Linked DNA regions of Mus musculus: regions 2 and 3 are each linked to region 1. Evidence: chromatin loops called from intact Hi-C (ENCODE). Cell type or tissue: left cerebral cortex. All regions are shown on one strand. Each heading gives the region's core, and the rest is flanking DNA. Links, peaks and the distances in the headings are about the cores only. Region 1 overlaps Sepsecs (Sep (O-phosphoserine) tRNA:Sec (selenocysteine) tRNA synthase). Region 2 holds the start of Lgi2 (leucine-rich repeat LGI family, member 2). Region 3 overlaps Lgi2 (leucine-rich repeat LGI family, member 2).

The links. Hi-C counts contacts between places; a loop is a spot of excess contacts. Peaks named below come from ENCODE experiments on the same cell type or tissue, not always from the same donor. Only the 100,000 strongest peaks of a DNase experiment are listed, where the experiment ranks them.
Region 2: it touches region 1 in a loop (2.7-fold over the local background); 5 of 42 quality-filtered maps call a loop at or near these places.
Region 3: it touches region 1 in a loop (2.1-fold over the local background); 2 of 42 quality-filtered maps call a loop at or near these places.

What each region holds. Positions count from the first base shown.
Region 1 is chr5:52,653,611-52,658,610 of GRCm38, reverse strand. It overlaps Sepsecs (Sep (O-phosphoserine) tRNA:Sec (selenocysteine) tRNA synthase), which reads left to right. Exons shown (of 11, transcript NM_172490.4): 7 at 2,256-2,385; 8 at 2,506-2,597. Among named protein-coding and RNA genes, the nearest start is that of Sepsecs, 14 kb to the left of the region's middle. In left cerebral cortex, for the core only: a CTCF peak has its summit at 2,315 (motif pointing right); DNase peaks (open chromatin) are centred at 534 and 2,342.
Region 2 is chr5:52,560,864-52,571,617 of GRCm38, reverse strand. Lgi2 (leucine-rich repeat LGI family, member 2) reads left to right here and starts at 5,312. Exons shown (of 8, transcript NM_001310604.1): 1 at 5,312-5,700; 2 at 7,581-7,652; 3 at 9,421-9,492. The coding sequence starts at 5,513. In left cerebral cortex, for the core only: no CTCF peak of the experiment used is centred there; DNase peaks (open chromatin) are centred at 5,382 and 5,592; H3K4me3 peaks cover 1,655 bases; H3K27ac peaks cover 652 bases.
Region 3 is chr5:52,528,243-52,538,996 of GRCm38, reverse strand. It overlaps Lgi2 (leucine-rich repeat LGI family, member 2), which reads left to right. Exons shown (of 8, transcript NM_001310604.1): 8 at 217-5,480. The coding sequence ends at 1,034. Among named protein-coding and RNA genes, the nearest start is that of Lgi2, 33 kb to the left of the region's middle. In left cerebral cortex, for the core only: no CTCF peak of the experiment used is centred there; DNase peaks (open chromatin) are centred at 3,420, 4,083 and 5,082.

The DNA of each region.
Region 1 (5,000 bases), core at 1-5,000:
CTGAATGTCTTTAACCTTATCCTATAAGGTGTACTATTTATTGTTCCTGTTCATATACAAGGAAACAAGCTCAGAAGTTTAAGTACAGAACAGCTTGTATGGCAGAGTTGACACCAGGGCTCAGATTTACCCCTTAAACACAACACAGGAAAACCACAGTGTTTAGAAAACAGTATCATATACCCATGTGGTCAGTGAAGAAGACGATCATATCTGAAATGTAGCATTTTCAAAAGATGCCCCAGAATGACTTAGATCTGTGCAGATAGGATATTCTGTATAAGAAGTCTCAAGAAGTACACTTTTCGTTCATTGTGTTTTCTGAAATGCCTAATTTGAGTTGTTAGGACAGATTAATGGAGAGGCACAAAGTAGAGCTTTAAACATATGTGTGGGATTGACTGTTTGCAGAGTGTGGGAAGCAGCAACGTGACTTGTTAAGAGCTGGAGCAGAGAGTGCTACTGCTGCTTCAGCACATGTCTACTGGTTACTTCATTCAGTAGATCTTCTGGGTTCCCACTCGTGTGTGAGCTCCCTGATAACATCACACAAAACACACAGCCACGTCCTGTTCCCCATCAGCCTTTGCTCTGCTGCTTCTTTCTTTTTCTTCCTTAGTGACAGCATTTTGTTAGTGTGGGGAGTGTGGCCCTTGAACATTTCTGAGCTCTGGTGTGGCCCGCTTGTTTTCTTGCAGTGGAGAGTGCAGTCGTCATGGTGATAGGGTGCTGCAGCAGTCTGGAGTGCTGATTGCTCCTTCTCTTGGCCTTCCCACGCCCAGGTTAGGTGCAGGGTCTTCTCAGAAAGCCTAGACAGTTATTGGCAGCCACTTTTTACCTGGGACAACTTGCTGTGCTTTCCCATCATTTACTCTGTTGGTGTTTGTGCTGCTTCCTCTTCCTGAGCTAAGGTGGCTTTTCCTCTGTTCACAGTTTGTTGAGAAGTAAGAGTCACGGCAAGAATAAGGCTGAAACAGTCAGGTGATGGTCTCTGAGTGGTCCGCCCCTCCCCAGCTACTGCCGTCTCTACCTGTTGCCCACATCTGGTCTGTCAGATTAGACCAGCTATCTACGATTTCCATTCTCCCTGAGATACAGAGGTGGGCAGGAAGCGTGAGAAGGAAGGTCAAATGTGGTTATAATATTAATAGGAATGTAGATTGTGAATACAGATTGAAAATCTGTGGCTGCAGATAAAGAAAAAACTATGTGAGTTGAAATTTAGATAGTATCTCCATTTTTAAGAGGAGAAAATTGCACCACATTAGACAGAAGGTCACAGCTGTGTCGAATGGGAAGCAGAACTTGGTTCCACGTTTCTAGTAGGTGCATGTTCCGCTCTGTGCCGGGATATTAGACTCCATTTCAAGTTCATTCGCCATGGAACGAGACTGTCTAAGGTCACAGAATTAAGGACCACAAGGTATGGAGAAGCATCGCCTGGAGCTGCCAGGAATATACAAATGAAATGGCCCTTTGTCGATGATAAACATAAAATGTGGCTTCTCTTTTGTGGTCAAAGTCATTATGGAAGTAGAGCTTGTTGTTTGAAGTCTAGGCTTGGATTCGATGGCTTGTCTGGCCCTGGGTCAGTCTTCAGCACAGAGAAACAAACAAACAAACCTAAAAAGAAAACATTATGCTAGGCATAGATCAGAGAGAGGCACTTAATTTTCTAGCTGCTTGGCACTTTGGGCAGCTGTAGTTTATTAGATTGTGATGCTAGTATTTAAACTACTTAATCACTGCAGACCTTATTGTCAAATAAAGGACACAGGTGCAGGGCATGGGGAAATGCTTTGTCTCTTTCTCAGTTTTAAGGTAAAAAGCTGTTACACAGGAATTCCTACTCCTGCTGGTAATGAAATCCCACCTGCTTCCCAGGGGTTATGAGTTGGTGATTAATCTGTGAGAACAGTTGTCACTGCAGAGTGCCGGTGTTCTGCTTATAATGAGCACCTCTCAGAGCTGTGGTTTAGTCCTGTAAATCCTGTACTTGCCCTACTGCAAAGACAATTACAGTCCTTCACCTGCTTTTGAAAAAAGGTCTATGCACTGTTTTAGGGGTACTCATTTTTACTTCAAAATTAAGGTAAAATTAGTAGCAGCCTTTGCAAATGTGGAAATGAAATTAAATTTGTATGTATATTTTGTAGAACATGATTTTGTTGTTGTTCTTGTGGCCTTTACTTGTTAATAGCAGTTGTCTGTCCTCACCGTGACTAACATGTGACCCACATGTTATTTGATTCTAGGGGGCTCGGGTTGGTAGAATTGATGCTTTCGTTCAGAGCTTGGACAAAAATTTTATGGTTCCAGTAGGTGGTGCTATAATTGCTGGCTTTAATGAGCCCTTCATTCAGGACATCAGCAAGATGTATCCAGGTCAGTAGATAACTTGGTTTATGGGAAAGTAACTAATGGGCAAAACTGCACATGCACATAGCCTTCTGTGGCGAGTCCTCCCGTCAGCCTCCTTCACACACCCTGTCCGTCTGTTTGCAGGAAGAGCCTCAGCCTCGCCGTCCTTAGACGTCCTCATCACCTTGCTGTCACTGGGCTGCAGTGGCTACAGGAAGCTGTTGAAGGAGAGAAAGGTGAGGTCTGCCTGTACTCAGTGCTGCTCTTGTAGCCTGCATATCACTCAGATGGGAGCCACCATCCGTGTTTTGTCCTCTGTCTGTCCACGTGCTGAGGAATAGTCACATGCATTACTTTACTGTTAGTATTTGTTTAGAAACCTCTGTATTGGGAATTATGTGGTCACTTGTTACCTAAAGGTAAAGAAGCTCCCCTTTTTATGTTTTAACATAAACCATATTAAACACTTTGCTCTTACATGTATTTGAGTGTGCATGTGCCATGGCATGTGTGAGTGGACGTCAGAGGACAATCTGTGGGAGCAGGGACTGAGTGTAGGTCACGGCTTAAGACGAAGGGCCTTTGACCTGCTTAGCAGTGGCACTGGTTCGGCTTTGTTTTGTTTTGTTTTGTTTGAACAGGGTCTTGCAGTGTTGCTGTGGTTGGCCTGGAGATTGCTTATGTAAAGAAGGCAGGCCTCAAACTTGGGGTAGTCCTCCTGCCTCTGCTTCCTAAGTGCTGGGACTACAAGCATCTACCACCACTTCTGGCATAGAGGCCCTTGAAAAACAAATGAAAAGTTTTCTTTTGAGTGAGTTGCCAGGCCAGCCATGGCAACACAGCAAGACCCTGTTCAAAATAACCAAAGCCGAGCTGATTTTGGAAGCCTGAGGGTGTGTTTTGGTGTGCTGGTCTAGTTGCAGAAGGAAGAACCAGTAGGGGTTAGCCACCTCCTTATGTTAAAATAAAAACTCCCTCCTTCAGTGTTGCTGAAACACTGGACTCATTCCTTATATTGGCTGTGGGGGAAAAAAGTGATAAACTTGGTGGTGTTGGCCTGAAATAGTCCCAGCTACTCGGGAGGCTGAGGCAGGAGGATCACTTGAGCAGCATAGTGAGACCCAATGTTTTTAAAAACAAGCTAACACAGAAAAGCTTCATTTGAGACAGTTCCGTAACTGTTGACGGGTTAGGTCAGATGAAAGTGAGTATTCATCTATCCAGCAGTGCTGGAGACCAGCGGCATGGTGTTTATATCTAAGCAGCCTTATGGCGTCAACTAGCAATGGAATCCTTCAGATGTACTTGACATGTTTTAAAGCATATGGGCATAGCTGTTATCACATAGACCCTCCAACAGGGTGTTATTCCTCACACAGAACTGATGTTTAAAGTTTTTGTGGCATTTTACTCCAGTCTTCCTTTTCCTAATAATTTAATCCATGGGCAAGTAGTTATTTACTGTTTAAATTGTGAGGATATTTCTTAAGATTTACATTGTCATTCATTAGAGATATGGAAATTAAAAACACAGTGAGCAACCTCACATTACACACACACACACACACACACACACACACACAGAGATTAGGTAAAATCAAAAACACAACTAAAACAACAACAAAAACCTGACAATACTGAATCCTGTCACAGAGCTGAAACAAGCTGACATTGTTGATAGGAATGTTAAATATGTTTTTTTTTAATTTTATTTTTTTAATTTAATTAGGTATTTTCTTCATTTACATTTCCAATGCTATCCCAAAAGTCCCCCATACCCCCACACACACCCCCACACACCCCCTCCCACTTCTTGGCCCTGGCGTTCCCCTGTACTGGGGCATATAAAGTTTGCAAGACCAATGGGCCTCTCTTTCCAGTGATGGCCGACTAGGCCATCTTTTGATACACATGCAGCTAGAGACACGAGCTCCGGGCTACTGATTAGTTCATAATGTTGTTCCACCTATAGGATTGCAGATCTCTTTAGCTCCTTGGGTACTTTCTCTAGCTCCTCCATTGGGGGCCCTGTGATCCATCCAATAGCTGATTGTGAGCATCCACTTCTGTGTTTGCTAGGCCCCGGCATAGCCTCACAAGAGACAGCTATATCAGGGTCCTTTCAGCAAACGCTTGCTAGTGTATGCAATGGTGTCATCGTTTGGAGGCTAATTATGGGATGGATCTCTGGATATGGCAGTCTCTAGATGGTCCATCCTTTCGTCTCAGCTCCAAACTTTGTCTCTGTAACTCCTTCCATGGGTGTTTTGTTCTCAATTCTAAGAAGGGGCAAAGTGTCCACACTTTGGGGTTCGTTCTTCAGTTTTGGACCCTACTGTGGCAGTGCCCTAGAAGTTAGACATAATCACCCAGAGCAGCTCTTGTGCTTCTAGCTGTTTACTCAGGAGAATGAAAGCTTGAGTTTGTATGAAAACATATAGTTGGGGGCTTATAATGACTCAGTTTATAATTGTCCAAACATGGAAGTAAGTATCTAGTGAACAGAGGAACACACTGGTACATCTTTCCTTAACTATGGAAAGCTATGTAGACTCCAAGTATACAACAAATGGTGACTCCCGTGCATTATAATAAATGACGTGCAGCTGACTCGGAAGACTCTCATGTGGTCTCATCTA
Region 2 (10,754 bases), core at 3,557-8,556, 91 kb after region 1:
CTGGTTGTCCTTGACCTCATAAAAATCTGCCTGCCTCCCTCTCCCAAGTGCTGGATTAAAGGTGTTGACCACTATGCCTGCCCCCCTTTTTTAGTTAAAAATTATGTACATCTATATTTTGTATTTGAGTCTATGCATGCCAGTGCAGGTACCCACAGAGGCCAGACACAGGGACTCCCTTTGACCTCATGTTACAAGCCGTTATGAACCAGACAATGTGGGCACTGACAACCAAACTTGCTTCTCTATAATGCTGTTCACATTCCTAACTACGGAGCAATCTTTCCAGCCCTAACTTTTTCTCTTAAATAGTCCAGGATCCTCTGCCGAGGGAATGGTCCTGCACACAGTGGGTGGGTCTTCCCATGTCAAGTAACATATCAAAACAATTCCTTTTAGATATTTTTAGAGACTAATCTTACCCAGACAATCCATCCTGGATGAACCCCAAGACCTGCCTCCCAGGTATGAAGTTGGCATTTAATACTGTCACCAATCAATTACTCAGTCTGTGTGGCTTGGCCAACGGAGTGTTCTGGAACAACTTCGTGGGGATGATGTCTGAAATGGAAGCTGAAGTTGTCCCTCAAGTGAGCCCTGTGGTTGAAGACGTGTGACTCTTTATCATGCAAAATTATGTCCTGTTGCTATGAGACCACATAGCTGCTGGTGAAAGTTAACAATGACCCGTAAGGTTCCACTTCACGGGTGGTGAGGGCAAGGTGACAAAGGTCACTAAAAGTTATTGTCAGTGTCCTAGGGGCAAGACACCCACCCACAGGCAGTCCTTTGGGACTTGATTGAAATCAAGGGTAGCTCAGAGTGGGTTCCAGCCTGGGGACTCACCGGGTTTCTTGATAAAAGCAGTGGGGGTGGGGTTGTGGTGGGATGGGAACGGGGGGGGGGGGGGGGCAGAAATAGCTTCTGTGTTTGCTTGATCAGCAGCCAAACACAGAGTGGCAGATTGGATGTGGTGGAACTGGGATTGGCAAACTCAGTGTGTGTGTGTGTGTGTGTGTGTGTGTGTGTGTGTGAGGGAGGACAGTCCTGGGGGATCATCAAAGTACAATCATTCAAACCAAATGCCTCTGAGGTTTGAATGGGCAACTTCTCTCTAAGCTTGGGAGCCAAGAGCTTTAGGTGCTGGGATAGCTCTCCAGGGCTTGCGGTTCTGTGGGGACACTTAGGTGGGGCTGTTGGCAGACTTCGGTCTGCAAGTTGGGAAGGGAGAGTAACTGTATGAGAAAGTCTTTAGGATTCTCAAAAGCCTTATTATAGTCGGTTTAGGGTGTGAAGATTACTTGTGATCTAAAAATACGTCTCCAACTGCAGTATTCTTAGCTCCACCGTTCTCTGTAATATGCATTGTTCCTGGCTGGATACATCTGAGAGATATCTTCTCGCTAATGCACATCTGAAATGTCTCCCTCCCGCTTATGCAATTTACCAACAGCACACTGAGAACTGGGAAAGAACGGAAGCTTCACCAGAGGATGTGAAGGCTAACTCCCATAACTCCTCCCGACCAGTATGGACCAGTATGATCGGGCATCTAAAGACCCATTCGGCATGTACAGTACTTGGATGCCTCCTGGACATTTAAAACTCAATGTCCCTGACACCAAACTGTTGACATCCCTCTCTCACCAAGCCCTCTTCTTCTTCAGACATTGTCATCTTGGGAAGTGACACCACCATCCATCACACACAGGCCCTAGCCAGCTTTTGAGAGGTAACCTTGGCGCTCGCTTCCTTTGACTTCCCGCCTGAAATGAACGTGAACTCTGCTGACTCTTCCCTGAGGATGCCTCTTGAAACTGCACCACATTTCTTCTTTCCTGCTGTAGATTGAGTCCAGCTGCCTTTACCCCTTTCTGGGCCTGACTTGTCAGTCAGAATCAGATACTTGGAAGTATATGACATCATGCCAATTCTCTGACTCAGGTCCCTCTGGCATTAGGAAGGACAGCCGAGCTTCTTGCTTTGGCTTGCAGAGTCCTGTGTGATTTGTTTGCTCCTACCTTCCAGAACTCAGGGCACCCCATCCTTTATCTCTGAACATGCCATATATGGTTTGAACAGGCACTCAGCTCTTCTCAGTCCTGGGCCTTTGCATGTGCTGTGCTTTCTGCCTGCACTCCCCCTTCCTTGGCCTCTGCTTCTCCTTGTCTCCTTCACCCCGAGCTAGATCTTCCCATATCCTGTCCTCTGCTTGTATTTGCCTATCCATTAGTACATTCTTTTATTTAATGTCTAGCTCCAATGGAGGTAGGGAGTATGTCTGTCTTGGCCTTACTTTACCACTGCCAGCTCCTAGCAAGCTCCCAGTCAGTGCTGACTGGTGGCTGAGTGCAGGGGCATGAATGAACACAGTTCTGAAGCTGAAGCATGTGCAGTAATGTAAAGTACAGACAGTGCGAGAATTCAGAAAAAGAAACAGGAGTTCTACCATTTCCTACACTACAGGACTGGGCGTTCATATCGCCAGGCCTCGCGGGGACAAGTGTCCATCGCAATGAAGGCATTTACATTTTCACAATCTCTGACTAGTTCCTGGAAACAGATTGTGTCTCTCTGATTGTCTATTACATTTTTCTTCCCCTCAAACTGCTGAAGATCTTGGAACCAAACCAAAGTAATCTACATTTCCATTTTTATGTTCTTAATTTATAAACTGTGCCTTATAATTTACAAGCACTCACTTAGAGTCTCTACCAGAGCCTAAACAAATAACAGCTCTGCCAGGCCTACTCCTCTGGTCTTTTTCTGCACTCTACTCAGAATGGGCTGCAGCTGATTCTAGCTTGCTGGCGATTTGAATGAGAATCCCCCCCCCCCCCCAATAGGCTTATATCTTTGAACGTTTGGTCTCCAGTTGGTGGATCTGTTTGGGAAGGACTAGGAGGTGTGGCTATGTTGAGGAGGTGTGTCCCTGCTTAGTGGGCTTTGAGATTTCAAGAGCCCATGCCATTTCCCCAGTTAGCTTTCTCTCTCTGCCTCTTATTTGCATATCAGGATGTGTGCGTATGGGTGTGTTTGTGTATGTGTGTGTGACTAGTCTATGGTAATATGTGGTTTACATCGATGTTCCTGTTGGATACATGGTGACCTTCAGCGATATCTGTGATGGTTATGGTTGAGTGCCAACTGGAATTACCTAGAGGACAAACCTTCAGGAACATCTTTGAGGAACTATTTAGCTTAAATCAGTCTTTCAGTGAGATGGAAACTTTAGTGTTCTTTGGAAAGTCAGTTGTGTTGGATGGTGTTTTGCTGGGTGGAACATGAAGGAACATTTCACTGAAGTGGACACAGGTGAAAGGCTAAGGCCGACCCGTCAATGAACATTTCACCGAAGCAAACAGCGGTGAAAGGACACATGATGAAGGATCCTTTGCTCATGTGCATGTATTGGTCCGCCTTATGTTGCATAGTTGAGCTTCATTTGTCAGGACTCCATAGAGAGAAACGCACTGAAAAAGTTCTGGTGGTGTGCTGCGGCTTCTTGTCACTTCTGTAGACTCGGTCTGATGACAGAGTGATGTCAGCTGAGACAGACTCATGTGCTGAGGCAAGACCTGTGGGGGACATGTGATGGTTGGAGGGATTATAGATAGGACTCAACAGACAGTGAGGGAGGCTGAGCTGGCTTGCCAGCAGAGCTAGCTGAACAATGCTTGTTGGTCTCCTGTCTTTGCTGATCTTTGCTTCTCTGAGAGAGGCACAACTGAGAACTTCTTTTGGTGTCCCTCCTGGTCCCACCTGCTGATTGGTGCTGAGGCTGAGCCCTGGATATCTCTGCTAGATAGTGCCACTGTTGCTTATTTGTGATGTTTCTGTTAGGATATTTCATCATAGCAACAGGAAAAGTAACTAAGACCGTGTTTTACTCTTTCCATGAAGTGCCATAGTAGCATCCCATGTTCTACCCTTTGGCCAGTCTCTTATATCCATGTAACTATGGGAAGGTCCTTCTATTGGGCTATCTGTCCAGCTACTGAAGTTTCCTGCCCATAGGGAGAGTTTTTCTCTTTTCCCATAGTGGACAGCCAGATATTTCCCCCGTTGAATTGTGCTAAAATGATTCAGGAATAAGAGGCAGCACCGATGAATTTCCTCTTCTGCACTGGCTGTACTTGTTTCAGGCACACGCTAACATCAGAATGGTTTGCCCAGGTTGGTAGCCTGATGGACAGGTCTGAGCTCAGAGCAGTTGCAGGGGTGGGGTAGGGGAATCTATAATGCTTTGTTCTGCTTTGGCATTTCCTTCCATGCCCCCAGCAGCACACGACCTTATGATAACATTAACGCTCCTTAAGACAGATTCTAGAAGTAAAAAGGGTTTCCCTGGGGCCAGTTACAAATCCCCATCTCAGGCTCCAGTCTTTCTCTTTGGTGTTGACTGTTAACAGCACACTCTGACAGCTACCCAGGACTCCTGGGCTTCAGTTTTCTCATCAGTTAAATTCTTGAAGATGGATAGCATCCGCTAAGGGTTAGGAGATGAAAGGCCCAGTGCTCAGAGCAACAAACTCTGTCTCTCCTAACAATCTGTGTCCCCCATCATTTAATCAGGGGGTGGGGGTGGGGCGTAGCTACCGTGTGTAGCTACCGTGTTGAGCCAGGAAACTTTTCTTCGCAGGCTAGGTTCTTGCAAGGCCCAACAGCCAGGCAGGGGATACCCTGCTGTAGCAGTTTTGCGATTCTAGTTTTCTTGGGCAACTGAAAAGGGATGGCTTCAGTGAGCTGAGGTGCAGTGGAGACTCAGACCCCACAGAAACATGGTGGGCCAGCCAAGGTGGCCCAGTCGGGTCCCTGTGCTACAGTCATTTAGGTCCTCTGTAAGATAAATGAAGTCTGCACAAAGGTCTGGCCTCTTCGGGGCACTCGGGGATAGAGACCTTTCTCCCAGGTCAAGACAGTGCTCCCCACTCCTACTTTTCTGGGGGTGTAGAGGCTCCAGTTCTTACGGTTTCTACTTTCTAAAATTTATTTATTTATTTATTTATTTATTTATTTTTTGCGGGGAAGGAAGCTCAGGATTTGACCCCGTAGAAAGGAGTCCACTGTCTGTGAAATCCTTTGCAGCCACAGAAGGATTGCGGGTCCCTGCTCCCAGGGGGTCTGAGCCACGGCTGGCCCCTCCCCCAAGGTCATCCAACTTTTCCTCCCCCCCCCTCCCCCGCGGGGCGGGCCCCCGCGTGCATTATTCATTGGTCCGGGCCCGCGGCAGGCGCGGGTGCTGATGTCAGGCCAGCGCGGGTGAGGCGGTGCGGCGGCCGCCCAGCAGCCCGGGCGCGGGTGGGGGGGCGCCGAGTGGGGGTGGCGGCCAGCATGCTGCTCGGCTGCGGCTCGGCCTCCCACACCCGCGGCGCCCGCGTCCTCGCCAGCAGCGCTGGCGGCCGATCGGCAAGCGGCACCCGCGTCTGCTGCGGCGCTGGGTCCGAGCGCACGGCGCGGGGCGGCGGCGGCGGCGGGGGTCCGAGCCCGGGCGGGGACCCGGGGACCCGGCATGGCGCTATGGAGAGGCGGCGGGGCGCTGGGGTTGCTGCTGCTGAGCGCCGCGTGCCTCATCCCGCCGAGCGCGCAGGTGAGGCGGTTGGCGCGCTGCCCCGCCACTTGCAGCTGTACCAAGGAGTCCATCATCTGCGTGGGCTCCTCTTGGGTGCCTAGGATCGTGCCTGGCGACATCAGCTCCCTGTGAGTGGGACCCCTCCATCTCCGCCCCGCCCTGCCCTGCCCTGCGCCGGCCGCCGCCAGGGAGTTGCGGCTGGTGCTGGGGCAGCGCCACCTGACCCTGCTCCTTAGTCCCTTTCTTTGCCTTTGGGTTGGGGGGCACGGAACGTGGGTGGAATCTGTGTGGAGTGGAGGGTGGGGTGGGGGGCGACTCTAAACCCCAGAGTACGGGAATCCAGACAGGTCCGCGTGACAGTTTCTCATTGTGGCCCGAGGCCACCTGCATCAGACCTACCTGGGGGGGAGCTGATGCTACTGCAGACCCAGGGCCCACCATGGGATAGGGTCTCTGCACCAGAGTTCACAGCCTGTATTTCGGGCCACGAGGTGATCCTTGGGGCACCTTAAAGTTTTGAGTGGTTCTGTTGTGTTGGTGAGTGGGTGGGTGTGTGACTGGAGAGCAGCTGTATGCGCCCGGATTGAGCGGCTAATTAGGAATGGGTGAGGCCTCACTGCAGCGGGCCTCAGCTCTGCTGGGAGGTTGGCCCCCTCCTGACCTCTCCACACTGCAGGCTAGGAAATGCCTAAGCTGTGCAAAGGCACACAGCTTCTGGAAGTAGAGGGGTTACTCCACGTGGCTTAGAGAGGGGAAACCCGGAAGACTTCTAAGTGCTTTTCCGTATATGGTGTCCAGCCGAGCCCCCTAGTGAGGGAAACCTTCCAACTTCTTGCCTTGAGTTCAAGAGGGCCCCCTTTTTACCATCTTTCTCCATGGTGGGTTGTATTACCAGCACTGACAGAACTAACCAGAGAGATTCCTCCACTTGCTTGCTAAGCACTTTCAACTAGGTCTCACACAGTGGCAATAGTGAAGTGTTGCTATGGAAGGGATCTGAGGGTGGTCTGTTTATTGCTGGGGCATCTCTTGCTAGGACAGCCCCTTATTCCAGGCTGAGGTGCTGGAGTACCCCTGCAGATGTAGAGGAGGGGATCCTGAGGGTAAGGTAGTTCTGGGTACCACGTTGCTTGTGCCTTCTCCATCGTGTCCTGTGCTTCTTCAAGGCAAAAACAGCATCAGCGTACAGGGAGGGAGAGGGTTCAAGGTCCTGTTTACATCTGTAAAAAGTTGGAAGAGTTTGGCTGTGGGCACAGCAGGCCCGTTTGCCTCTTACTCTTGCTAAATTAGATCACATGGAGGATTCTAGAATTTCTCTTGTTAAACCCTTTGGATGGGATCAAAGCTGAAGTGTTCTGCATGTTAACTCCAGTCATGTATGGAAATCCTGCTGTGGCCAGAAAGGGCAGGAGACCCTGAGGCAGAAGCAGCCAAGCTTCTTTTCCCAGCTCGACCATTTATCTGGCAGATGGCCCTGCCTCTCGCTTCCTGGGCCAGTTCAGGTGTCTCTGAGTTTCCCCCAAGGCTTTCACAGTGCATTTAGTCAGAAGTGCTCTGAGTGTCTTCCAGAGACTTGTGCTTCCAAGGGGGGAATGCTTAATCCTACCCCAGAGTTTTGTGGGCCAACATTAACTTTGTGTCTGCACAAACAGAATCCTGGGTGAAGTAATTATCCACCTTCAGCGGAGGCCTCCTGTAGTTAAGGGAGGGAAGCTCGGGAATTGATTTAAGCTGACTGAGCTAATGTCTGTGAGAGGAGCCAGACCCATACATAGCACTGGATTCTGTTAGCCAGACTAGTTTTCCTCTTGACCAAGTATACTGGGAAGCAACTCTCCTCTTTCTCATCTTGCTCCCCGGGAAGACAATGGCCAAACACAAGAATCTTTACCCCAGAGAGGAGGAGTGTGAAGTTCAGGTGGAGGAAATGCCCACTGCCCACTGCCCACTTGGCTCGGCACTTCCTCAAAGGACCCTGGGCCTCACTCTGTCCCTCTCTTGCCCGTAGGAGCCTAGTAAATGGAACATTTCTGGAAATCAAGGACCGAATGTTTTCCCACCTGCCCTCTCTGCAGCTGCTGTGAGTATGAGACGTGGTGCCTGCCTTGTTCTAGTGGGTCTTCCTATAACCAACAACCCTCCGAGTCACCCTAGCTGGTCCACATTAAACCACTGTTCTCCTGCTCCAGGGCCTTCCCTGACTTAGGCCAATTTCTCCCCTGGGACTTGTGGTAGATCCCAGTCACAGATCAGGCAATTGGGAGGTGGCTGCATCGACCATAACCAGAGTTTCACCTCCAACATCTCACCTCAAAAAGAAGCTTATCTTAAAAAAAAAAATCCTGATACTGCTCTTCGATAGGAATGCTTCCAGTCTGTCTCACATGCATGCAGCAAGCAGCACAGGTGTGTGCGTTTTTATCTCACGGGCAAGGCGCCTCTGCAGGAAAGGTACTTTTGTTTTCCCATCTGACAGATGAAGAAACTGATGCTCAGGAAAGGTAAATGCTTTGCCTTGAGTCACAGAGTCAGGATCCAACCTGGAAGCCCCAAACTATGTTTGCCCCAGCTCCTCTTTGGGAATCACATCCAAGTTACCGAGTCATGGTGAGTGCCCATTTAAGGTCCCGAAACCCAAGTCAGTTAATGTATGATAGTGAAAATAATTGTCCCACAGTCACTTTTCGAAAGCAGTTCACTAGGCAGGGGTGTATGTGTGTGTGGAGGGTATGTAGCTCAGTGGTACAGCGCTTGCCTACCATGCAGCGCTGGGGTCCATCCTTAGCAGTACACAAACAACACAAAGATCAGCAGGCAGTCGTGAGTATATAGCACTGACGCTTGCCATATTTCTTGGATGGAGTGAGACTATACCTATAGCAAGCAATGCACTGTAGAAAAGGTCAGAGATGCTCATCACTACCTAGCCACAATAAGGTGCCATTTTAATATGTTGCTTTTAATATGTTGTATAGCTACTATAACATTAAACTTACCACTTAAGATCTCAGTTTGTATGCCAGCAACAGGACACACTCAGTAGGCAAAGGAGCTTGCCGCCATGCCTAATGACCTGAGTTTGATCCTGTATGGTGGAAGGAGTGAACTAACTCCAGCAAACTATCCTTGGACCTCACATATGTGTTATGGCACACTTGTGTTCACAGATATATTTTTGGACATGCAACTTTGCAATACATACATACATACCCTTAAATCTCCACTCTTTTAGAATAGAAATATAGCATAGATATTATTTGGTCAAATAAACATAGGTGGTTTTGTAAATATTTATCAAATGGATGTACCTAGCCACGCAAATTGAAAACTACATAGAGATAGTCTTTTTGGAGATTTCTTAACCTTTTAAAAATGATTATTTCTCAGGAGAAGGTATAGTGTGGTAGAAAGGAGTTTTGCTCTTAGGTCCCCACTGTATGACTTTAGTCAAGTCTCTTATCTTCTTGGGGCTCAAAATCTCTAGAATACAGTTGGGTTATGGACCTTGCAGGTCTGAAATTCCATGGTTTCTTGGACATCCTGAAATATTTATTGGCTGCCTTGTTGTGCCTAGGAGAAAACTGCTTTTGAATGATGGCCATCAGTTCCTAAGTTCTTCCAGGCGTGAGACAGGTAGTATTGGAGACAGTGGGGGAAATTCAGCCAACAGGGATCCCTTTCTTGCTGTCCCTATCACAGTGGTGAGGACATTAGGGACCTAAGGGGTTGTCCTTAGGCTGAGAATAGCCCTCATTTGCATAGGGACCATCACCTAGCAAAAGAAAAAGAAATGGCTTCCTCAGGTGACATCACGTTTCCATCTCTGTTAAAACCTGCCTTGTTTTCAGATTGCTGAATTCTAACTCATTCACGGTGATCCGGGACGATGCCTTTGCTGGCCTTTTTCATCTTGAATACCTGTAAGTGTTGTGTGGTGTCTGCTGAAAGTTTGTTGCCTCTGGGAGATTTCTGAGTTGTGTCCTGTGGTGGGAGAGGGGGGCAGCAAACCCCATTCTCATGCGACTCTGACCCGTGAGTTGACTTACTTCTCAGTGTGCTAGGGCAGGAAGAGGCTGGAGACAAAGCCCAGAAAGGGAGACACTCACTCATTCATTCTCTGCTGACCTTTAATTTGTCATGTAGCAAGCACAGTTGGAAATCGTGTTGGATATTTTTACCTCCATAACTAGGCATGGGTTTGCTGATGGGCCAGAAATAGAGCTGGACAGTTCTGGGGGCTTTTTTTTTTTTTTAAACAAAGTTTCCCTATTTGGGGGTAAACTGCCTGGTTTTTATCCAGCTGTCCCATATCCCATTTGCTCTGGCTTCTGGGAGTTGTGTTGAAGGTCTAATTAGATTTTTCTTTTTTCTAAAAATGAAAACCCAAACCAAACCATAACAACAAGAAAACAGGAGAGGGAATTCTCTTCCCTTCTTCAGATGGACCGTTTTTTCCCCCTTGAGCATTGAGCTTGGCTGTGGTTCTTATGTCAGCCTTTCTCACATTCAAACCTTTCTCTTCCCCCTTAAGTTGTCCTAGCCTTGTATTTGGTAAGTCAGTAATAACATTAATCCTGCTATCAGTTTGGGATTTCCTTGCTTAGCATTCAGAGGATTTGCAAAGCCTTGTTCCTGCTGTCTTATCTGAGGTGAACAGGTAGATGTTGGAATTCTAGACACCTCCCAGGTAGAAAAAGCTCTCTGCTGATATGAACTCTCAGGGAACGCAGTCTCCCCAGGAACTTTTTTCTCCGGAGAACCCTCTTATAATCCTGTATTTTGACATGTATTTGATGTGCAAAGAGTGTCACAGCTGCAGGGTTGAAGCCACCAGGGTTGCCCCAAAGCCCATGAATAGCTGTGGGGTACTTGAGATTTTCTCTGGTGGGGAGTTCAGATGCTGCCCAGGGCGTCAGGGAGAAAGGCAGCTTATCAGGGTACACTAATGTCTAGTACTAAACAGACACCAGAGTTTGGCATCAGAGACTGCTCCCTGTGAGACCTAACTCATCAGTTGTGTCACAGACATAGCAAAGCCTTTCCCATAGAACATCTCAGCAAAGACCCGCTAGCATTTATTTGACTTAACTCCTTGGCCCCGGAGAACAGTTACAATGTATCCCTGTCATATCTTGAGAGTTTATGGCTTAGTCAATGTCATTGCTACAAGGTGTCTGCTGTA
Region 3 (10,754 bases), core at 2,693-7,692, 120 kb after region 1:
TATCCAGGTATCTCTTCCAGGCCTTGCTTTAAGCTTTTTTGGGTTTGTATCAAGAAATAGAATTGTCATTTGGCCAGTCTAGGTTTAAGTTCACAAGAAAGCACACGGTGTCTTATACACAGTACCTTTAGGCCAGCGGTGCCTGATCCATGGTCCGGAGGGAGATTTACCACTCACTGCAGTCACACTAACGTCTTCTCTTTCTTTTGGCCACAGGCCAGTCCATCGTGGGCTGCAAGGCCATCCTCATTGACGACCAGGTCTTTGTGGTGGTGGCCCAGCTCTTCGGTGGCTCTCACATTTACAAATACGACGAGAGCTGGACCAAGTTTGTCAAGTTCCAAGACATAGAGGTGTCTCGGATTTCCAAGCCCAACGACATTGAGCTGTTCGAGATCGACGACGAGACCTTCTTCATCATCGCCGACAGCTCCAAAGCGGGGCTGTCCACAGTTTACAAGTGGAACAGCAAAGGGTTTTACTCCTACCAGTCACTACATGAGTGGTTCAGGGACACAGATGCGGAGTTTGTTGACATCGACGGGAAGTCTCACCTCATCCTGTCTAGCCGCTCCCAGGTCCCCATCATCCTGCAGTGGAATAAAAGTTCCAAGAAGTTTGTCCCCCATGGTGACATCCCCAATATGGAGGATGTGCTGGCTGTGAAGAGCTTCCGGATGCAGAACACCCTCTACCTTTCCCTCACCCGTTTCATTGGGGACTCGCGGGTCATGCGTTGGAACAGTAAGCAGTTTGTGGAGGTCCAGGCTCTTCCTTCCCGGGGGGCTATGACCTTGCAACCCTTCTCCTTCAAAGATAACCACTACCTGGCCCTGGGGAGTGACTACACGTTCTCACAGATCTACCAGTGGGATAAAGAGAAACAGCAGTTTAAAAAGTTTAAAGAAATCTATGTGCAGGCGCCTCGGTCCTTCACAGCCGTCTCCACCGACAGGAGAGATTTCTTTTTTGCATCCAGTTTCAAAGGGAAGACAAAGATTTTTGAACATATCATTGTTGATTTAAGTTTGTGAAGGTGTGACTAGAAGCATTTCAAAGATGTGTAGTGTTAGCTCTCACAAGAGAGACAGGACCAAGAAGAAATAATAATAATAATAAAAAAATCATAAAATAAGCCAGGCTCAGAGCTCTGAAACTAAAATTCACAATGCACTGGGGGAAATAGTTAGACATTTTCAAACTTTTAGGATTCACATTTTAACCAGGGATTGCATTTTTCTTTTGGCTGATTGCATGAGAGGCCTATGCTGCTGTTTACAAGCGACATCTTAAAGCCTGTAATATCTGAGACAGGAGCGCAGCATCTTTACCATCTAGAAGGCAGTGTGCTTCTACTTTAATTTCAATAAAAAAGGATAAAACAGACAAGATGGGCCAGCCCTTCTAGTGAAATTAAGACAAGAGACCCCCACCCATCTAACTCCACTGACCTTTCCATTCCTATTAAGATAGGAATTAAGAAATTAAGAAAAACTGATAAGGCAGTCTTTCAATTAAGAACTGGTAAAGCCAAAGTGAGCTGAAAAGATTTGCTGATTGTTTGTTTGAAAATCTTAGAACACTCCACAGTGCTATTTTGAGCCATCCTAGTTTCCTGAAAGTCATGGCCAGGCCAGTCTTCCAGAATCTTCCTTAGAGTAGAACCTTGGCTCTGCCCTCATCAGGGTCGATCTCTGTCATGAGTATGCTCATAGGTTAATGTTTAACATCGTTTCCTCTGCCACAGAGAAAATATTCTGGTGACACGTGTCTAGGCCAGCCTGGAATGTGCCCAAGATGAAGGGATTTCCCTGTGTGTGTGTGTGTGTGTGTGTGTGTGTGTGTGTGTGTGTGTGGTTTAAAGGTAACCCTCGAGGTGGCTGGAGCAATCATGTGTGTTTGATGTTATCCGTTGAGCGCTCAAATCTCTGAGCCGTTCCTTTTAGTTTGTGGGTAACTGGCAGGCAGGCCAAAGGCTGACTGGTGCTTTTCATCTGTCCCTTAGAGGGATGGAACAGGTGTTCCCATCTCCTGGGCATTGGGTAGGGTTTTTGAAGTGAGATTTTACGGAGTCAGAGGGCACTTAACTCAGATCTCCATGTGCTTTGAGACCCAGAGGGGGTCCTTTGATTGTTGCATGTCTTTGCCCTCTGGACAACTTAATATTTCAAGTAATTGATTCAATAGCAGTCTGCCTACCTGCCCACCTGCCTCCCTTCCTCCTGGAACAGTCCTTTGTTAAGTTGTAGGTGTGCACAGTGGCTGGCTCGTGCGGCCCTGCAGAAGTTTCTGAACATACAAAAGTCAAAATCACGGGAACACACCTCCCTCCTCCAGCACGCTAGCAATAGGAGGCAGGTCGTGCGCTAGTGCTGGGGTATCTGATAGAGCTTCAGGCGAGACCAGCTGGAACCAGATGAGCGTAATCTCATAGGCCAGGTCTGTGTGTGGGACCAGGTGGCTTATTTCAAAATAGGCCTCCTGTGGGGACAGCAGGGAAATGCTTGGGGTCTGGTTGTGTAGATGGTTGCACAGTGGATATTCTGTCTAAGCAGCTGCTTTAGGGGAGTGTTTTGCAGAGTCCCACTGCAGCACGATGTCGTTTTAATGGTCATCCTCGCTGTAGCTAGGTAGAGGGTACCCCACAAATGCGAATGAGTCTGTTGTCTCCTGACTGTAAGCAGCAGGGGATGATTGGTACGCCATACTGGAGAGCTATGCATTGATGGTAATCAGCACTCCTGGCTGATGCTTCCAGCCTAGGGGGAATCAAGGACTTTAATGAACTCTGGCTCTATAGTGTGGTTGCTTAGACTGCTGGTGCTAAATGCCAAGCAAATAGAAAGAGCGGTCTGTTTTAATGCTCTAAGCGTAAATGACACGTATGCGTTCTTCGCCTTCTTTTGTCTTCTTGGTTCATTTGGCTTGCCCATGAGTTCCTGGCTCTCCCTATTGGAGGCTGGAAGTGTGATGGTTGCTTTTCCTTTCTCTGAAGAACTGGTGAGCCATGTTCCTCCATACATGGGTCCTGCAGACAGGCACGTAGCACTAATGTCAGGCAGAGAGAACACCTTTGCTTCTCACCGCTTGTAGAGGAACCCACAGGGGCATCTCTCAGAGTGCCACCTCTACAGAGCCTGGTACCAGCTTCTCTGTGCTTCCTCACAGGGTGAAGCCATGGCCATTGCTTAGAGTTCAAAAAGCCAAGATATGTGGGGTTTGACTTGGGGGTGGGGCAGGCTGTCAGACCCGGATGAAGCATTTGGGGAGTGAAAAAGACCCTGGTGGGTGGTGCAGCAGGGGTATGAGAGGACCAGCAATCGAGTTTTCTTTTTAAGACAAGTTTATACCAGACTGGAGTCTGCAGCCTTCTGAGTCCTGCGCTATGGGAGGAGATATTTGTTCTGGCCAACTTAACGAAGGAACATAGATGTTCTTGGCATAAGGTGGGAAGCTCTGCTTCATTAATCTTACTGCTCTCTCCCAAGAATCCCTGAAGTTTTAAGCAGTTTCTGCAAAATGCTTTCTTCCAGTAAAATAACAAAACCCACCCACACAGCTATAACAAGAGCCCAAGGCAGAGAAATGCATAGGACTGTCCAGCTGAGGGGGACTGGTCTCTCCTTCCCCCTCCTTCCTGCTCTCCCCCTTCCTCCCTCCCTCCCCCCTCCCTCTCTTCCTTCCTCCCTCCTCATTTCTTCTTTCTTTCCTTCCCAACACCCATGCACTGACATCTGCTCAGCCCGCCCTTTGTCCGTCTCTGCAGCTGGCTTCAGAAGATGATCCCTCCAATCAGTCCTGCGGCTTTAAGGCCATAACCTAAAGCAAGGGTTAGTCCTCAGACTCTGTAGGATCCGCAGTAGATTTCTATAAAGACTAAAAATAAACCTTAGGGCTGACAAGCACTTTGTTCCTGGGCTGTGGATAAGATCAGCTCGCATCCCGGAAGCTTCCTGTCATTCCCGCCTGTGCATCTGTGTTCTGCTCACGTGTCACATGTAGCTCTTTGGTTTACGGAGGGCAGGTGTTATTCTAATTTCATAGAGAAGGAAATAGACACAGAACCGAAGTAGATGGCCTGCCTGAGATTATCCGGTTTTAAGCAGCAAAGCTAGAACTTTCCCGTGGACGACAGGTGCTGCATTTTCTCTTTCTAATGCTCTGCTGTGCCCACCCAAAGTCAGACTCTGTTACCATGACAGTGAAGACAGCAGCAGTTCTTGTAGATTACGTACAAGCAGAATGAAGAGCCAGGGGTGAAAGTCATGCCTGACACACACCGTTCAATCGTCAATGCCATCGAACAACTAGCAAGCACCTCAGAACTGTGGGGCATGCCTAGCCAGGCTTGAGAAAGCCTTCCAGAAGTGGTGGATGGCTTCAGTTGTCTAGCGAGGATTTCTAGCCGGCATGACTGTGTCTTCTCACATATAGCCATGGAGGGAATACTGAGGCTAGACACATCTGGTTCTTGTCATGGTGTCTACCAGATACGATGAGTTCTAGGAGAGAGAAATTAAAAACCCCAACTCAGGAGCAATGGTGAATTGCTCCGGGCCAGTGTTGTGTTCTTCTCGTGGAATGAGGCTGCATGTTTTTAGGGGAAAAAAAATCAATATGAGGTTCTACAAGCTGAGCCTCTGGGAGTGCTCACGATGGAGATTTCTCTGGCTTAGGGGACTCCAGGCAAACCAGAGGAAGGTCTGCAGGAAGGGCTCTGGTTTGCATGCCCCCTAAAGGAAGCCTTGAGCCAGCTTCCCGAGTCTTCTGCAGGAGACTCGCTCCTTGTGTGACTTCACTCCTTGCTTCCTTAGGCAGGGCCAAGGGTTGTGTTCGACAGCGTGCCAGAGCAGAGTCAGCAACCTAGCAGCGGGTGCAAAGAATAGGGTGGTTTAGACCTGGGGCGCCATGGGAAAAGTGGGGGAGGCGTGCAGGGCAGATGGTTTGGGAGTGGATGCTTTGTGGGGGAAGGAGGAATGAGCTTGAAAGAGCAATGATAACTTCCGTTGCCTTAGCAGAGGGTAGGATGGCCAGGCACATCCGTAGCATGCCAATCACTGAACAGCATCCACTGTAATGCTGATTCAGACAACAGTGACATCACTGGGCCACTGGGCTCTCAGCCGAGCACTCTGCTCTTTACCCTGTCTCATTGCTTGCGCCAGCAGCCACCTCTTTCTAGCGGGGAAACTATGCGTTCCCTATCCAACCCCCTGACTATCAGGAATGTATGAGAACTGTGATAAACTAGTCCAATATGCCGTTTGGTACTGTTTTTATGTCTTTTAAATGCACAACTTAGGTGAAATAATACTTTATACGTGTATGGACGTGGATTTTACAGTGGACGGACAATGCTGGATGTGTTTTAAAGCTGTATCTACTTAGCTCTTTTTGGAAAATAGATTGGACACATGATATGCCTCTTGATTCTTCTATATATTCTGTAATCCTGTGAATAAAAAGTAGTAAATGCCTAACACCGCTTTGATCTCTGGTCTACTTTTAAAGAATGGATGCACCCACCGGATGGCAGAGCTGAAGGGTGATACAGAGAGCAGTTGGGGAGGGGGGGTTGGGAGGATGGAGAGGCTTATGTGGCTGCTTTGCTGTTTAAACAGAAGATAGGCACCATGGGGACGGTTTGGTTTTTCACTTGGAAACTAAGAATTTTTCTAAAAGCCATTAAATATTCGCTGAAGAACGTGCTACCTGATCTGTGGTCTCTGAAGCCTGCTGGGTGGTCTGGGGGGCGGTTCAAGAATCTCTCAGGAGCTTGTGGTTACCTGGGACAATTAGAGGGAGGGACCTCAGCCCTCTGTGTGTCTAGGGTCTAAGTGACGCATAGAGGTCTATAACACATGGCTGTCACATGTACCTTAGCCTCAGACCCGTTGGTGTACCTGGACAAAGGAAGGGTCAACAGCCTAATTTACATAACGGAGACAATACCTACTGTGTGCGGAGCACTCTGATGTGCCGTGAAATTTCATAAAAAGTACTTAGGTGTAGTTCACTTGCTCATAGACAGCTGTGTTGCTAGTTGAGCGACAACAACAAATCACTAGGGGTCATAAGTAGACAGATGACTGCCCAGGCCTGACACAGTACCAGCTTTCTATTGCTACAGTTGTACCCCAGTCCCAGGGGCAGGAGCCCAGGCATGGCATAGCTGGTGCCTCTGTTCAAGGTCCCCTAGGACTGTGTGTGGAATCCCCCAGAGAACCAGCTTGTTCACGTCGTAGAATTGACTTTCTCATGATTGGAATGTGGGAGTCCCCATCTCCTTGCTGGCCTTTGGTTGGGGGCCTCATTCAGCACCGAGAGCCCACCCCCAGGCCCCTGCCCTTCTCCGGTGTTCCTTCAGCCCCATATCTGTGGGCTTCTCCAGGTCCTCTGGAGCCCAGAAGAGAAAACCCAACACTTTGGCCTGGTTTTATTGCTTTGATGCAGGTCACAGACTCTGCTCTCATCCCTTGAAGGTCTCTATGAGGACACAGTTTATGGGGACTTCATCAGAACAAGCCCCAACCATCAACTGGCATTCTCTCAGACCCAGGGCAACAGGAGCTGTACATAGAGCTGATTCTTAGGGACAAGGTCATCATGGGCCACAGGAAATACCTTAGTGACAGAAAGATACCAGAGAAAGTCTTTTGGATTCTTATTCTGTTGTTTCATGTTTGTGAAGTGCGGAAAAGAAACATAAATCTCCAAGCCTGCAAGCCTGGAGCTCATTAAGGCAGCGGCAGGTCTTGACACCCTGGTGTGGTTGGTCTTGGATATCTTCGAGGCTTGGCAACCCCAATAGAGGCAAAGACACTTTCCTTCTTCATTCATCAGAGCACTAATTGAAGCTGAACTGTCTGGGAAGAATTGGAGCCCCAAGAGATGTGCCACCGTCACTGATCAACTGGCTGTACAATTGACTGGTACCTGCCTCCTAGACTGGACACTCCTTTACTACCAGGTCTAATTGGCACAGATGACTTTAAAAAACAAACAAACAAACAAACAAACAAACACCCCTCTGGTAGCAGAGGTGAAGCTGAAGGCATCCCACAAACCCAACCTTCTGGCCTCCGCTCCAGGCAGCCTCTCCTTAAGTGTGAACTTCTGGTCCTGTCTGGAGTCAGGCAGCAAACCAGGCAGGAAGTCTGTGGGGGGTATAAGGCTTCCTCAGGCGGTAGCTTAGCCATCTCTGACCACTCTAGAACCTTCTATATAGACCTCTGGGTGTCTGGTCCAAGAGGCTTCCAACGGACAGGAGGGGAAGGACAGCTGGGTTTCCCTCAGGGCAAGAGGAGAAAGTTTAGCTCACTGAATCAAGACTGACATTGCCCCCACCCCTCAAGATGGCACAGAGTTCAGAGCCCCGTCTTAGTTCCAGGTTGGGTGAGAGATAGTCACTGCAAACAACCCAGTTTGCTCAGGGAGGGCATCATAGTCAAAGGCAACAATGAACCAGGGGAGGGGCTTCGGGTAAAGAGCCACTTTGGATGCTTGTCCCCCCCAAGACTCCCATGTTCGTGTTCTTCAGTCTTCCATGAATGGTGGACACACTGCAGTTCCATAAGGTTTGTTTTTGAATTTCATGTTTACCTCCTTTCCTAGTCCCTTTATATCATACAGCATCTTGGATCTTACATCCCACGAAAATCCCAAGTCTCTTGTCTATCCGACTCTTTCTAGCTAATTCTGAGTTCTCACCATGTGACTCGGGCTAACACTCAGAATTCACAAGTCCTTAATACAGGCAGGCAGAGCTCTGTGAGTTTTGAAGCCTGGTCTACACATAGCCCTAGTCAGCCAATGAGGGAGAGGGGGATAGGGGGAGAGGAGGAGAGGAGAAGAGAGGGGGAGGGGGAGAGAGAGAGGGAAAGAGAGAGGGGTGGGAGGGGGAGGGGGGAGAGGGAGAGGGAAAGACACAGACACAGACACAGACAGGCAGACAGACAGAGAGAGAGAGAGAGAGAGAGAGAGAGAGAGAGAGAGAGAGAACATGAGTGAGGGGGTACAACCCTTAATGAAACAGCCCACACATCACACAGACAGGACCAGCTGTTTTGAGGTCTTCTCCTTGTGTCCACAGCCGAAGAGGAAGGCCTTTGTCCAACCTTCCACAGGCCACTTCTGTATCTCTCTCTAATGTCCTCTTTAAGCTCTCCACTCTGTCCACACCTGACCCCTTCTCCTTCCCACACCCATCTCCCTCAGCAGAGAGAGGGAGTGGGACACAGGCAGCAGCTAACACTCATGTATTTCATCCCTGCTTCCTCAGTTCAGCTAACCCTTCAGTTAGACCCTTCTGCCTTGGCTTCCCTCTTCTATGCTGCTCTACTTCTGGGAACTTTTACGTCTTCCCAGATTCCTCCATTCTCCCTCCATCAAGAGGTGGGACCTGGATTTTCACCCTGGAGTGTGAGCTGTGTTTAGAGACTTGCTTGTAGGGTAAAAATGTAGCACAATGATTAAAGATTTATAGGAATAGGTGAATATTTTTGTTTGTTTGTTTTTGAGACAGAGTCTCTTGATGCAACCCTGGCTGGTCTGGAACTTTCTATGTAGACCAGGCTGGACTTGAACTTACAGTGATCGGCCAGCCCTTGTCTCTCAAGAGAACAGGTTTTAAAATGCATTGAGTGCTTTTTTCTTTTCTTTTTTTTTTTTTATCTCCTTGAGCACAATCTCTGAGGAAGACCTGCTGCTGTGAGCTACTGCAGGAGTGTGCTGAGGAGTCCAAGGAGAAATGGGCTTCCCATGAAGGGTGGCAATCTCTGCTGAGCCTTTGAATGACCCAGAACTGGCTGTCATCTTGACTGTCACCTCCCTGTGCCTGGCACCCACTGCATGATTACTAGCTCACGGAAACAATGTGAGATTTAAGTGTTTATTGTTTTAAAAACTGGCGAGTTTGGGGGGAAGTTTAGTGTGAACCAGAGGGTAATATATTCCCTTTCTATTGTCACATCGGATAAAGTCACTGTTAGATGGAATTTGTTACTCTGAGAAGGTTTAGGAAACAACACATGCCCCACTGCATTTTTCCATACATAAATAACCTAAGCTTAGACTGGCAAATGACACCTCTGTTAACTTTCTCTCCATGCGACATCTATTCATCTCTACTGGATGTCATAAGCACCTGATTTGATGGCATTTGTCCATCTTCTGGCTACTGCTAAGCTGCACGCTTAAGCCCACTCATTTGAAACGAAAGTATGGCTACCATACAGCATTCTAGGTCTTATAATATAAAGTCCCTGGCAGCTCCTGGGGTTTGAGATCACTCTGTCTCAAGCCATCTGAGTACCTGAGTACCGAATCCTTTGAGAAGCAGGGCCAAGGTCCGCCCAGCACCTGTTTGTTTAGTAATAAATATCATACCATGGGACTTGTAGTGACCACGGTGCAGACTTGCTGACAGGAATGAGCAGCCGGGGTGGGGGGGGGGGAGCATTCTTACTCTCTGCAAGAGGACCAGAGAGGCCAGACTGAGGTAGGGATCAAGGAGCCCACTTTCCAGGTTCTAAAGGACTCAGCTCACTCACTGTGTAGGAGCTAGAGAGAGCAAGGCCCCAAGGAGGCTGCTGGGAATCTCATAGCAGGATTCCCATATGGGGGAAGGAATCCTCTGAAGTGGGAAAAAAAAAAACCAACCTTTTCCATCAAGGTCAGTTGTCAATTGTCCCCTTCTGAGGACAAGCCAACACTCCTGGTATCCTTGGGAGCTTGGCTCCTTGTCCCCTGATTCCATTTGCAAACTCTGCTCAGCGACCAGGGAATCTATTTTTACCGCGTTGGAGAAGATCTTTCTTCTCTGAGGCAGGTTAGGGAAGGAGAAGAGTTTGGTAAGGAGGGACAGGATGAGTCTGCAGTACAGGTGATGAGGTCTGTGACGGGGACCTGGCCAAGGTGGCAACAATCTCCTCACCTCTCTTCTCACCAGTCTGTGCTTGCCAGATTTTCATATTGCAGCATCCTGATGACAGGGAGCTACAGTGTCACCCGGGTCCTGAAGGAAGCCGGTCAATTCACACATAGAAAGTGAGACGTTTTCTGGTGGCTTGTATCTCCAGCCAAGTGGAGTATCTGCTCTATTTACTGAAAACACAGCTCCCCGCGGCCTGCCATCTGCACTTGCAGTGGCACAGACTGCTGAGGTGGCTTTCCCTCCCTCTGCTGACTGCCAGCCATTTGCACCCTCTGACACTATAAATAACCCGAGCAAACCTCCAGTGTGTAGGTTCTAGCCCAGGCTCCGTGTAGCCCAGGATTCCCGGGCAATGATTTACAGTCATGACACCACAGAGGAAGGGAAAGTGAGAGCAAATTCTAGCAAAGCTGTTGCAGGGGTGGTAGTGGGGAGGAAGCTGGGGCAGGAGGAAGTGCTGACTGCAGAATCCAGGCCTGGTGGGTTTTCACTGTTCCTCCAGCGTGTCCCCTCACCCCTACCCAGGGAGTGCAGAGAGGGGCGTGACCTTTTTGGGTACTGGGCACCAAGCAGTGGGACTAGACCTTCCTTCTTTCTCTCATTCATTCTTGGGAGGCCTCTGGGAAGTGGATGCTCTCCATCTGCCCATCTTACAGATGGGGAAGTAGAGGCACAGAGAGGTTGAGGGCTTTGCTAAGGTCACACAGCGAAAGGGTGGCAAAACTAGAGCAACATGGTATAGAATGGTTAGAAAAATTATTCAGCTTTGTACCCAGAACACAAATATAACCAATTTATCCCCCATCTCTCCCCTCATAAT